2 separate regions of the Homo sapiens genome follow, and region 2 is linked to region 1. Evidence: chromatin contacts called from ENCODE Hi-C data. All regions are on one chromosome and are shown on one strand. Each heading gives the region's core, a stretch centred on a gene start or an enhancer-like site at or near the end of the contact. The rest is flanking DNA. Distances are from core to core; before and after follow the strand shown. Region 1 holds the start of CCDC88C (coiled-coil domain containing 88C). Region 2 overlaps TRIP11 (thyroid hormone receptor interactor 11).

Evidence for each region. A loop is a pair of places that touch in the nucleus more often than their neighbours do. Pooled maps may share reads with other maps.
Region 2: a pooled map shows a loop between it and region 1 (4-fold over the local background). The contact joins the enhancer-like site here to the promoter of CCDC88C in region 1. A Hi-C loop is called at or near these places in 4 of 50 pooled maps.

Annotation. Positions count from the first base shown.
Region 1 is chr14:91,413,675-91,420,393 of GRCh38, forward strand. CCDC88C (coiled-coil domain containing 88C) reads right to left here and starts at 4,146. Exons shown (of 30, transcript NM_001080414.4): 1 at 3,957-4,146; 2 at 3,064-3,164. The coding sequence starts at 4,016. It overlaps CCDC88C-DT (CCDC88C divergent transcript), which reads left to right and starts at 4,572. Exons shown (of 3, transcript NR_184261.1): 1 at 4,572-4,666. It also overlaps the pseudogene LOC112268126. RefSeq lists enhancers at 2,072-2,201, 2,592-2,721, 2,732-3,021, 4,627-5,271, 5,512-5,561 and a silencer at 3,642-4,561.
Region 2 is chr14:91,977,411-91,984,838 of GRCh38, forward strand. The region is part of intron 16 of TRIP11 (thyroid hormone receptor interactor 11); the gene reads right to left. Among named protein-coding and RNA genes, the nearest start is that of FBLN5, 33 kb to the left of the region's middle. Within about 2 kb of position 2,966, at least 2 of the 41 ENCODE cell types and tissues checked have a DNase peak (open chromatin) inside an H3K27ac peak, as active enhancers do.

The sequences.
Region 1 (6,719 bases), core at 2,896-5,395:
CTTCCCTGCTTCCAGGTGCTGATGTCACCAGGAGACCAGGGCCGAGAGACTACTAACAGCCTTCTCCGGTTGCCGGAGACAATGGCCAGGTGCAGTCACGTGACCCCCAGCCAACCTCCACAAGGCTCCCAGGTGTTAGGTAACAGCCTCTTATCTGAGCTCTGTTAGCAGTACTGCTCAACGCGATTTCTTCAGGTCCTACAAACTTGGGGTGAAGGAATCAAAACAGGCAAATAGCACAGTCTAGGAGCTACTGGTATGGGAGATGAGGCAGAACAGCCTTACCCCTTACCTGCTGGCTAGTGACATGTTGCCATTTGGTAGAAGTGAAAACAGAGGCTTAAGTGCAGTACAGTCTAAATGCGGGGCTAGGACTTGGGTCCCAGGGTCCAATGTTGCCCTAGACCTCATTGGTAGAGGGCTAAGGGCTGAGAACTGTGGGGTAATCCAAGGATCGAAGAATGTGGGGGAAAAGGTAGGCCACACAAAAAAAGAACTTTTAGTTGGTGCCTCAAATCCTTTCTGGATTAAGATGGCACCTACATAGGCAAATAGCTAAATGTTAACACAAGGTTTCATTCTGTCCTCACAACCATCTCTTAAGGAAGGTACTTTACGTCCCATTTTACAGATGAGGAAACTAAGGCACTGAGCGACATGCCCAGTGTCACACTGCTGGTAAAAGGGAGGCCAAGGGTTTGAATCCCAGCTGGCTATGTAGGCTGTCCGATACAGGCCAGGGTTCATTGTTTAGTTGAGGTAATTTTACATAGCATGAAATGCATAAAGTTATAATTTGAGGAGTTTTGGAAAATGAAACATACTCCAGCCACTCTGCAGGACATTTCAACTACCCTGAAAAGGTTCCCCCGGGTCCTTTCCAGTCAATCCTCACCACTTCCAGACACAAAAACACTATTCTGACTTCTATCACCTGGAACTGGGTGATTCTGATGACCCATGCAGGAAACCATGCCCACCCGCTCTCTCTTCTCTTTCCTCATTCTGGAAAGCCAGCCATTCAGCCTCCCCACGCTCCATTCCTCTGTGCCCAACTCATCCTGAGGGACCCAGAAGCACTTCTTGAAGTCTTAAGAGCTACAATTTACCAGTTCCCACTTCTGGAATGATTACCTTGGCATATCACAGAGAGAACATCTAAAATTGCCCAGGGAAGGGGAGAAACCCTCCCACCCCACACCACCCCGGCCGAATTTAGCCATGGGCCAAATGAGAACAAGTGATGAGCTGGCGTTTCTCAAAGGAACGGTCCAACAGGCTTTCCTGATTTACAAGCAAGTGGGAAACGCTTCAGGAATTCCAAAGGTCAGGGAAGAAAGAGAAACAGTCCCAGTGCTTTTGTTCCCCCCTCTGCCTGGGTGTAGGAGCTGAATGAAAAGGCTGGGGATACTGCTGGTTTTTTTAATTAAACAGTCTTGGGCTTGGGTAAGGACAGGTTGAAGTTTCACCGGTCATTGCGCCAATGGAATCCAGTAATTTTCAGGGTCTAACAGAATGAGGGGAGAGTGGCCAGAACTCGAATATGCCACGAGACAGCTTCCGGAAAACTCAGTTTCAACAAAGTTATCTAAGAAGTGCTGTCAAAGCTGGCAACAGATTTATGTTTTTCAATCTAATCAGACACTGAAGACTGGTAAGATTGGTAGTGACTTTTTTTCCTACACCCACAGCTGTGAACTTTAAAAAAAAAAAAGCAAAAACCATTAAACAGCATGACATCAAATGACTTATTAAAATAAAAGGAGGCCGGGCACCACAGTGGCTCATGCCTGTAATCCCAGCACTTTGGGAGGCCAAGGCAGGCGGATCACCTGAGGTCGGGAGTTCGAGACCAGCCTAACATGGAGAAACCCCATTTCTACTAAAAATACAAAATTAGCCGGGCGTGGTGGCGCATGCCTGCAATCCCAGCTACTCGGGAGGCTGAGGTAGGATAATCGCTTGAACCCGGGAGGCGGAGGTTGTGGTGAGCTGAGATCACGCCATTGCACTCCAGCCTGGGCAACAAGAGCGAAACTCCGTCTCCAAAAAAAAAAAAAGCAAGGTTCTTGAATTATTTTTTTCTAAACAGGCTGTTTAAGGCAATCTATATAAGCCACTTTCTGGATATGCCAAAGCAAACTGCTCCTCTGCCTTTGTGAGCCACAAACGAAGCTGATCTCTCATTAGCTAATAGATTTATGCTCCAGTATGACAACTTGCTCAGTCGTAGGTGAATAGGTGCGCACACGAGGCTGATCCACAGAGAACATTAGGATGTTTTATTTTGCTTCAAGTGCCTGTGAATCATCCCGACACTCAGTTCCAATGTTCCCTGCAGTTTGAGTTAAAAACAGAATGCAAAGGTAGAAGCCAACACCTACGTTGTGGCAAGCTGTCAATCAGGCCGTGCAGAGCTCAGCAACAGGAAAGGATGTGGTCAGATGTACTCGCTGGCAAGAGTAACTTCTACTAAGACCCTGTTCAGGCTGCATGCTTCCAAACAAACAGCACCATGGGACCCTCCTAACACTGTGACTTTAAACTCAGTCCATACAGTAGGACTTAATGAATTGCACTTGCTTTGGGGCAACTGAAAAAGGAAGATGAAATGTAAAGGAGCTCAGAAACACAGACACCCTCATCTAAAATGAAACTTTACAGTAACCCTCGGATGCCTGGGCCCACCCCGACACTTCCTGTAACCAGACACTCTCCGTTACAGTTCCTTGCCCTCCAAAAGGGGACTTTTTCATTTCATTGCTCAAACCACAATTAAGTCCTTGAGTCTGAAGTCAATTGCACTATCTACACCACGTAAATGACAGTCATTCAATTCCAAATTTCCTTCATCAAACCAACTGCCAGACCCACTGTCCTGGAGTTCTTCAAACACCTACGAATGTCCAACAGGCACGTTAATACTGAGATACCAGCGTCTCCACCTTCAGAGAACTACCCCCCACCCCACACACACCCCGCCATGCAACCTTCCACTCCATTTCTACTCTCAAACTTTCTAACGCACCATTCTTTCCTTCCTCCGAGAAGAAGGTAACTTACATTTGCAGCATAATTTGGTTCAAAAAGATGCCGTCCACTAAATCCATGTACATAGTCAGGTTGTCCTGGCTGCCGCTTCCAAACGGGCCAAAAGTTTTCACCTGCGGGGAGGGGGACGAGGAGAGAAAGACAGGAAGTCACCCCGTGCGCACAAACGGTCCAAAGCTCTCCCAGGCAGAGACTGGACGGGTCAGTGTGAGCAGAAGGGGGTCACCCACGCCCACACCACCCTTCAGCAGGCACCAAGCCCGGCCTTCTCCTAGGGCCTGTCTCCCCTCCCCGCGCGGGGCAACAGACACGAGACAGGAGGAAAAACTTCCTCGCCACTTTTCTCCCGCGTTCCAGAGCGGAAGAAATAAAAATAAAAAGGACTTTTCAATAAATGTCTCACGTCTCAAATCCATTGTAAATCAGTGCGCCCACCCCAGTCTGTTCGCTTTCCCATTCGGCGCCCCCCATTCCCCACCCGTCACCGCCATCCACCGGCTGGTCTCAGGGATTCAGAAAAACTACATGAGATATTTGGTTGGGAAGAATGGGGTCCTTTTCGGGAGTGGCTAAACCCCAGGGACAGGAGTGACCACTGGGACCCGGTCCGCCCCGAGGCAGCCAGCCTAGAGCCCCAGCGGGAACAGGTGTACCCGCCCGGCTCCTGGCCCGGCCGAAAGCGCGGCGGGGTCCCGCGCCGGACGCACAACGGGGGCGCCGGCTCCAGAGTTACAAAGCTCCGGACTCCAGGACGCGGCCCCAACCCCGGCCGGGAGCCACTTGCTGCGTCCCTCGCGCCCCGGAGCCACCCGGGGCCCCGGCCGTGTCGGGTCTGCGGCGTCCCGTCGCCGGGCTAGAGAGAAGCCGGTGCACCAACAAAGGGGCGGGGAGCCAGGCGCACTCACCCAGGTCACCAGCGGGCTCTGCAGGAAGAGCTCCAGGAGCTCCGAGACTGTCACGTCCATGCTGAGGCTGCGCCCGCCGGCTCCGCGCCCCCCGCCCCGCGTCCCCGTTCCCCCGCGCCGCGGCACAAAACGGCTCCGCAGCGAGCAGCGGGCGCGGGGCTGCGGCGGCTCGCGCCCGGGAGACAAAGGCGGGGCGCGCGAGCCCACGTTCCGCGGCTTCGGCGGCCCCGCGCCCCGCCCGGGTCTGGGGGAAGGGGAGGGCCAGCCGCTCGGGGAGGAACAATACGGGCGGCCCCGCCCCTCGGCGGCCCTGGGCGACCGGCGCGCCGCCTCGCGGTGCCAGCCCGGGAGCCCGGGAGCCCGGGCGCGGGACCAGGCTACGCGGGGCGCTGGGAGGGGACTGGTGGCCCGAGGCGGGTGGGTCGCGGGGCCCGGCTCCCCGCCCGTGGGACCGCGCGCCCTCGCCGAGCGCAGCCTCCCCGCGTGTGGGGCCCCAGCACGTGGCGCATCCCTGCGCGCGTGCGCGTGCAGCCGGGGCCCGAGCGCCACGTGCGAGCTGGGGTGCGCGGGCACTGGTGCGTGCCGGGAGCGGGGACGCCCTGCCCTCCGAGGTTGCTCTGCCCTCCGAGGTCGCCCGCAGCTGCCGCCCGCTCTGGGCTTGGGGACCTCGGCCCTGCGCCTTTCCGCACTCCTGGCAGGTGCAGCCCCAGGTACAGTCAAGAGGCCCCGCAAACCCCCGCTCCTCACGCTTGTGCGCGGCGCGATAAACGCGCCCCGACCCTGGGGCTGGGCTGGAGGGCAAAGAAGAAACTTTATGTTGAGTTTAGGCCTTAGGGGCGCGGCCCCTCGCGCCCTACCGTGCCCCACCGTGCCATGTTCCGGGCTGCCTGCCTTCTAAAAGTTCCTGCAGGAAGCAGGTGATGTGGCCTCCCCGACCCGGGCCCGCCCCCACCACTTTGCCGGAGGCGAGCTAAATTCCAGCCGGGGTTCCTAGCAGCAGCTTAGTGGCAGGCGACAGGAAAAAGGGCAAAGGCCCCAACTGGCTGGAAGGCAAGCCCGGGGGCAGGACCTCCTTGCGGGACGGCACGAGGCAGGAGCCGGCTCCAGGCTGGTCTCGGCCTGGTAATAATTTCACACCACCAGCCGGTCATTGTTCAAAGCACTGTAGACCATTTTACTAATTTAACCCTAACGATCGCCGCATTTCGCAGCTGGGCCAACTGGTACAGGGTTGACCCGAAGGGCCCTGCGTGGCGCTTGGCAAGTATACAGCAGGCACTAAATGGCTGCCGACAGGCTCGGTGGTAATTTTGAAAGTTGGCTCTGTGCAGCGTTGGGGCTGCGGCATCTGCTGGTGGCGAGTGGTATTACAGCCCAGCGCTGGCGGACCCCGTTGGGCTGGGGAGGGTTGTGAGATTATGGCCTGAGAGCCAAGGGGGTCGGTTAGGGGTCCCTAGAGACTGTGGAAGGCGGGGTAGCATAAAACACAATGGGGGACTGCGGAGGAACTAAAATTTCGAGACTACATGGTTTTGTTGTGCACCAGAAGTTCATTAGAGAAGTTCCTTAATTGCTTCTCCGCCCGCCGCGATGGCACTCGACCCCGCGGATTAATTTAACAACTCTGATGGTTGCTCTGTGAAATTTAAAGAACAGTGGTTTAAGCAAAGACCACAAGAAAGAAGAATTGAGATCAAAGAGGAGTGTGTGCCATCGCTGTGGAGGAGTTTCAGTTGTGAATCATGAAATGTCCTGTAAACCATTTCAAGGAGTTTGATTTTTATACCAAAAACAATGGGAAGACACTACAGGTTTTTGGAGCAGCAGCTCAGACGTGTCGAAAAAGATGTTTTGATCCCTAAAATAATGAGAGAAAAGGCCAGAGAGAGGTCTTCTGACAAGTTCAAGATTTTACCAAATGTTGCAAGAACTCTGGAATCCTTATGGTAGTAAAATGCTGGAAAGAAAATTCTGCATTGAAAGAATGTCTTAACAGCTCACTATAATGACCCAGCCTTTTATGAATAATGCAAAGTGGAAAACCTGAAGGAAAAGGAAGAATTCAGAAAAACTGGAATTTCTACAAAGAAAAGTCTACAGAAGCTGCCCACAAGTGTGTAGACAAATATTCAGATGACATTCAGGATCTCTAATACTCATGGAAGTCGTTTATAGAATAAACCTTAAATAATGGACTCAAGAATGTGTGTTTGCTAATTATGTGTGTATCCTAATTATGGAAATATTAATTTTATCTGAAATAAAAATCTTTTTTTCTTTTCTCTTTTTTTTTTTTTTTTTTTTTTTTGAGACAACAGAGTCTCACTCTGTTGCCCAGGCTGGAGTGCAGTGGCGTGCTCTCTGCTCACTGCAACTCCGCCTCCCGGGTTCGCGCCATTCTCCTGCCTCAGCCTCCAGAGTAGTTGGGACTGCAGGCGCCCACCACCACGCCCGGCTAATTTTTTGTATTTTTTACTAGAGACGGGGTTTCACCGTGTTAGCCAGGATGGTCTCTATCTCCTGACCTCGTGATCCGCCTGCCTCGGCCTCCCAAAGTGCTGGGATTACAGGCGTGAGCCACCGCGCCCGGCTAAAAATCTTTTATTTAAAAAAGTTCCTTAATTGCTCATAATGTAAGTTAGTTCAAAAATAGGTATGATGTGTACACACACCGCTCTTCGCTCGGAAGCCTCTCTTCTGAAAAGTAAGGGATGCAGATGCGGCCAAAGTTGTTTTTCCAATTTTTTTGGAAAGACAAGGATG
Region 2 (7,428 bases), core at 1,716-4,215, 560 kb after region 1:
AGTTAATTTTTGTGCATGGTGTGAGGTAGGGGTCCAACTTCATTCTTTTGCACATGGATATCCACTTGTTCCAGCATTATATGGTGAAGAAACTATTCTTTTGGCAACCTTGTTGGAAATCAATTGACCATAAATGTATGGTATATTTCTAGACTCTAAATTCCCACTGTAAGAATTCTGCAAATGTTTTGTCATTCTTTTCTTTTTTTTTTTTTCCTGCCTGGAAAGCTCTTTTCCATCAGGACTGCCCTCACCTTTCATGTCTCTGTTTCCAACTCACTTTCTTAAAGAATTTTCCTTTGAGCCTTACAGATTAGGCCAGGTCTGTTTGCTTTATGTTTTCATTCTGCTCTGTACAATGCTTCTGCACAATGCCCAAAATTCCGATTTATGGTACTAAATTCGTATATAAAATGTCTCGTTTAACTGTTTACGATGGCTTGTGGTTTTCCTAAATTGCAAAAATCTAACTTGCAAAATGTCATTCATATAATAGGCCAATTTTACCAAAATAGAGATGGTTGCCATAACCATATTATAAAAGCAAGGTTTGTATTTGGAAAATCTACTACGAACTTTTCCTTTCCTGTCTTTCCAGTAAGGAATTTAAACTTGGACGAGAGAGGGAGAGAGAGAAGGGGAGAGAGAGGGCGAAAAGGTGGGGGTGGACAGGACTATTATTAAAGTCTGAGTCAGTAAAAGACACTTTAGATTCCTAATGTGCACATGTATACTACTAGCACATGGTGTTATCTGGGCCTTTTCTAGCACTATATTCTGAATGTAAATAGAACTCAGCAAATAAGTTAATCTCTCGTCACTGTTTTGACTTAACCGTCCCACTCACAAACTAAAGTAGGAGACAGAGTAAAGATGGGCATGGTCTTCTCCTCCTTCCTCCTCCATTCCTCCCCAAGGCTACAGAAAGATAGCAGAAAAACAGAGGTCAAGCTTAGCTAACCTACCTCCAACCCCCACCTTCCCTTTCCCTGAGACTTCCCTTCTCCTACCTACTTTCCTCTAAAATTAGTAATTTGTATATTGATTACATGTCTATATAATAATTTGGTTATACTGGGTTATATATAAAATATATATGTGTGTATATATATTTGAGACAGGGTCTTGCTCTGTTGCCCAGGCTGTGGCATGATCACAGCTCACTGCAGCCTCAAACTCCTGGGGTCAAGCCATCCTCCTGCCTCAGCCTCAGGAAATAGTTGAGATTACCAGTGTGCACCACCACAACCAGCTAATTTCTAATTTTTTGTAGAGATGGGGTCTCACGATATTGCCTGGGCTGATCTCAAACTCCTGCGTTCAAGTAATTCTCCTGCCATAGCCTTCCAAAATGTTGGGATTACAAGTGTGAGCCACTGTGCCTGTCCCTATATAAAACATATTATCAAACAATTTCACCTATAGCTTTTTACTGTTTTAACATGGCCACTAAAAAATTTAAAATTGCACGTGGCTCACAGTATATTCCTACTGGACAGTACTGCTTTTAGAACATAACCAGGATATAACACTACTCTATACTATCTCTTATTTTAAAAAGAGAGGCTGGGCGCAGTGGCTCACGCTTGTAATCCCAGTGCTTTGCGAGGCCGAGGTAAGCATATTGCTTGAGCTCAGGAGTTTGAGACCAGCCTGGGCAACATAGCAGAACCCTGTCTCTACAAGAAATACAAAAATTAGTCGGGTGTGGCGGCATGAACCTGTAATTCCAGCTACTTAGGAGGCTGAGGCGGGAGGATCGCCTGAGCCCAGGAGGCAGATATTGCAGTGACCTCAGATTGTGCCACTGCACTCCGGCCTGGACAACAGAGCGAGACCCTGTCTCCAAAAAAAAAAAAAAAAGAGAGAGAGAGAGAGAAAGTGAAATGACAGACATCTTCAGAGTAAAATTCACAAAGCAGAGCTGAGCCTGATAAAAATTTTAGTAAAATAAAGTAGAAAATTTTAACTTTGCTCTATGAAAAACTGATCAAGAAATCAAACTGCGTAGAAGTCCAAATCAAAAATACTTTCTTGATGAAAACTTACTAAGATTGGTATGGTTTTTATTAAAGTCTCTGTATTCAGAAAGGTAGAGTCAAAACATCCTTAAGGCGAAAATGACAGGGTTAAAATTTCCTAAACTCACTATCAGAACATACAGTTTGTCCCTGAGCTAATGTGATGTGGAATGCAAAGGGCTGTTGCAAACTCAAGCAGTAGTTAGAATGTACTCTGATATTTGAGTCTAGGGGGAAAAACTCAGAATTTAAGGGACGGTGCTAGAAGGATGGTATTAACTATGAGGGGTTTGGAAAGGAAAAGAAAGTCAAACACCTACTACAAAGGTCCCTACAGATGCCTCTTTTTCTTCAAGCACCCTTATTTTCCTCCCATCAGAGATTCTGAATATTTCTCTACAAAAACTGAACCCTAATTCAAACCACAATTTGAAATCAGAACTGTATTTATATGGGCAGGGAAAATATGGTTATTCAGAAATGAGTTTTAAGCCAAATAAAATATTTCTGTGAAATAATCTCACATGCCAAAATAATTTTTTGGAAGTTAAAAAAAAAAAAAGGTGGAGGGGGGAACTTTAAAAGTTCAGCAATAAAGCAACTGAGATTTAGTCTAGTTTGGAGAAAGAGTTACTCTACATCTGTGACATAGTAAAACTTGCCATATCAGAGTCTCTTCTCTGGAACACCTAGACATGGTGCCATGGTCTTCAACATTTGGTTTAAAATAAAAATTGAACATAAAATGTAATTGATTGCAACAAATTGGCACATCATAATTTTACATTTCATTTGTAATTAATGACAGTACACTACAATGCTGCCTTCAGAGAACATCTTAAAATGAATCATACTACATCTTAAAATGAATCATACTGCTTACAAAGTCATTTGGATATTTCATGAGTAAGCTCCTGTAGGCAAGATCCAAGTCAGATTTACTGAACAGTCACCTGACTGAGAAAAAAAAGGAACACAGAACTTGAGAGTCAGAAGTGGATATGAATCATGGTCCTATCACCAGGGCCAGACTTTGTTGCCTATTTTGTAAAATGAACATGCTTATCTCAAAGAATTTGATAGAATCAACTGAATGATCAAATGTGACTTTTCTAAATAGTAAAGTGCTACATAAAGCATTAGTACTTATCATCCAATTTCTTAAAATAACTAAAAAGTTCATATTTCAATCTAGCCTGAATCAGTATCACATATATTACTCTGTTTAATGTTAATATTTTGTGAGGTTTTCCCCCCTCCATTTTGCATGTTTGTCATCTTTGAGGCCAAGGAGTCAACAGAAGGAAGAAAAAAATGTTAGAAAGATGATTTCACATACATATATATATGTCAATAAATAAATTGCATCTGGTGTCTTATCTGCATCTGGATACCTTAAAACTAAATTTAAATCTGATACAATATTAAACCTAATAAGGAAATTTAACCTCTTCATTTAATTAAATATAATCAAAGCAAAAGCTAGAAATTAGATCTTTTTTATTACAGAATTTCAAGTTATACAAGATCACTTTTAACATCAAATTTTATATGTATATTATATATATATATATATATATATTTTTTTTTTTTTTTTTTTTTTTTGAGACAGAGTCTTACTCTGTCACCCAGACTGGAGTACAGTGGCGCCCCAGCTCACTGCAACCTCCACCTCCCAGGTTCAAGCAATTCTCCTGCCTCGGTCTCGCGAGTAGCTGGGATAACAAGCGCCTGCCACCACGCCTGGCTAATTTTTGTATTTTTAGTAGAGACGGGGTTTCTCCATGTTGGCCAGGCTGGTCTTGAACTCCTGACCTCAAGTGATCCACCCACCTCAGCCTCCCAAAGTGCTGGGATTACGAGTGTGAACCACCGCACCCGGCCCAAATAATATATTTTTAAAAGATATTATACTATTTGCAATTTGAGGTTAAGCTTTACAAGCATCTGTTTTGTCTTTTTTGTTGTTGTTTTTTTAGACAGAGTCTCGCTCTGTCACCCAGGCTGTAGTGCAGTGGCACACCCTCTGCTCACTGCAACCTCTGCCTCCCAAGGTTCAAGCGTTTCTTGCACCTCAGCCTGCTGAGTAGCTGGGATCACAGGCATGTGCCACCACACCTGGCCAATTTTTTTGTATTTTTAGTAGAGACAGGCTTTCACCATGTTGGCCAAGCTGGTCTCCAACTCCTGACCTCAAGTGATCCATCTGCCTCAGCCTCCCAAAGTGCTGGGATTACAGGCATGGGCCACCGTGCCCAGCCCTGCTTTGTCTTTTAACTCAATTATTTTCAACTGTATCCAACACAGAATTTGAAGGTCTAGAGTATATGGTAAATGTTTTGTTGTCCCATAATCATAATTGTTCACTGCTGAGTGAAAAGTATCTTTTAAAATTCTAGGCCAGGCCCAGTTGCTCATGCCTCTTGTAATCCTAGCACTTTGGGAAGCCAAGGCAGAAGGATCATTTGATGCCAGGAGTTCAAGACCAGCCTGAGCAACATAGACAAACCGTCTCCACAAAAAAAAAAAAATAAGATCCTGCCTCTTAAAAATAAAAATAAACTTCTACTTCTTAGCAATGAACTCACAGGAAAAGAATTATATTAATACAGTATAACTTCATTAATCTGAATTCCACTAGATCAGAATCTGTGATTGGTTGAGGTCTACTGGATTATTTGTAGACCAAATTTGGATTATTCACCAGAGTTACTATGTACACTTGATTTTATATAAATATTTTTAATATAACCAAATCAAATTTATTTTTCCTCACCATTCTCTTCCTTTAACCCTTTATTATGAATTCAGATAATCTGAACTATATTTCTCCATATTGAAACAGAACTAATTTTTTAAAAAGAGTAAATATTATGAGTGGTTATATACTTGTTACTCCTCTGGCATGTGAGACAGAATATATATTTAATTTTAAAAGTGTTACAAACTTTCTTACTTTCAGGCGGGAGCCACACATTGGGTACATACGGACATAAAGATGGGAACAGCAGACACTGGAGATACCAGAGGGGGAAAAGGGAGAGGGGGAGAAGGGCTGAAAAACAACCTAATGGGTACTATGCTCACTACCTGAGTGACAAGATCATTTGTACCCCAAACCTCAGTGTCAAGCAGTAATAAACCTATACAAGTAACCCTGTACAGGTACCCTTGAATCCACAAGTTGAAATTAATTTTTTAATGAGATATTTCATGAAAAAATTGCAGATATCCAGGGTCTCTTCAAAGATCTGAAGACATGGCAACACTGGGCCCACATTCCTGCATGGCAGCAGCTGGGCGGAGCTGAGAATCTGCTGCCTCCATAAGAAACACTTCAAATGATCAGTCTTTACCTAGTTTCATGTGCTCTTTTATATTATCATCATAGCCTCAGTTTACAATTTGTGTTTGTGATCCATACTAAGAGATTCTTATTTCCACACGGCAACCCACTTCTACCTCCACCTTTTCAGCACTCCACTCCAACACATGCATGTGCACACATACCCACCACCCTTGGTCATTACTAGTCAACTGTATCTTCAGCCAGTTTCCAGATTATGACACACAGTTTCACAGGAATTCCTCCCTCTGTCTAGAACACTTTTCCCCAACTTTCTGCCTTCTTAGCTATACCTATTCACCATTCAAGTAATTTCAAGTGAGCCCTTCACTAACCTTGTCTACCCTTCCATGCTACCAACACCAAGTACAAAGGATAGCTCTTTCCTTTCTAAACCATTTGTTTCATGTATTTGATGCATGTCATCTTCCCTTCCTGCCTGACTGTAAACCTCCTGAAGGCAGGACCCTTGTCTCCTGTCTTTATTTATATCTTTAGTTCTACTGCAGTGCTTAGCACACAGCAAATAAACAATGAATATTTGAGAAGTAAGTCAAATAATGATTGATTTTCTCTGGGAAAAGAGAATATCTGCAAAGAACAGAACACTGGACAAAAAGAACAATTTATGTTCTGAATTATGAACTCATCCATACATAAAGAAATAAGGGCAAGGACACAAAACACATTAACTCAAAACATTCTTATTGCTATATCATTTACTTTTCCCTTTAAACTTAGAGGAATTTTTTTAAACTGCAATTTCTAAAATACAGTTCAGTTGAAAAAGGTTTAATTATTTACCTAATTGACATACACTTTTTTCTTAACTCATATTTTGGCATTGTCTAGTATACCCAGATGTTTATATCATCAAAATAATTTTTTAACCATTTATGGCAACTCAGAAAACTGCATCTGGTACTTCTTATATGTTTCCTCTAAAATCACCACTTCTGCCAAAAACATCTATAAAGAAATCTCTCAAAAGGTTTGGGTAACAAAGCGTCTGGGAATGTATTTGGCCTGTGTTCAACAGGACATTATATGTTTTCTTGTATAAATCATGTCCTGGAAAACGGAATGTCTTTATTTAAAATAAAAACTTTACCATCCAGCACCGTAAAGGTAGTTCCACGAAAAATATTTTAAGCTTCTTTTATATCTGTAGCTTTAAAACATGTTTTTATGCTTCATATTACAGTAAGTTTTACTGGGACTCATTTTATACATTCTTCTAGATTTTCTTTTAAAAAATGGTCCAAGGAAATTTTCCATTCTCAACTCTTAGGAGACTTTTAAAAGTAGTCATTCAACCTTCTTAAAAAAAAAATCAGTTATGCTGCCCTTTCAGATACAGGTATAAACTAGCAGACAGACCAAAAGATCTTCCTGATGTTAGAACTAAATTTGTATTGCTTATGAAAACTCACTTTTCTTTGCACACCATAAAATTCACCACCTTTCTGAATCATAGTTATCAAAATAACAATATCTTGTGCTTTTTATTTCAATTTATCCAATCATTTTTTTTCTTTTCTTTTTTTTTTTTTTTTGGGACCAAGTTTCACTCTGTTGCCCAGGCTGGAGTGCAGTGGCGTGATCTCAACTCACCGCAACCTCCACCTCCCAGGTTCAGGCAATTCTTGTGGCTCAGCCTCCCAAGAAGCTGGGACTACAGGCATGAGCCACCATGCCTGGCTAATTTTTATATTTTTAGTAGAGATGGGGTATCACCATGTTGGCTAGGCTGGTCTCAAACTCCTGACCTCAGGTGATCCACCCACCTTGGCCTCTCAAAGTGCTGGGATTACAGGTGTGAGCCACCACGTCCGGCCAAATCATTTTCAATTAGCAGGAATTTATGTCAAGGATGATGGCAGAGAACAAGAAGGAAAGGAAAATGTCAAATTTGACCATAAATATAGCAAGATAATGCATTTTAATGGTTCAGTCACAGGTGTATAATTTCTCATCAATAGCAATTCCATGGAATTCTGAACTCTGATCAGCTCAGAGTAGTTAATGAAAACCACTGTCATATGTGCTTCATAGGCCACT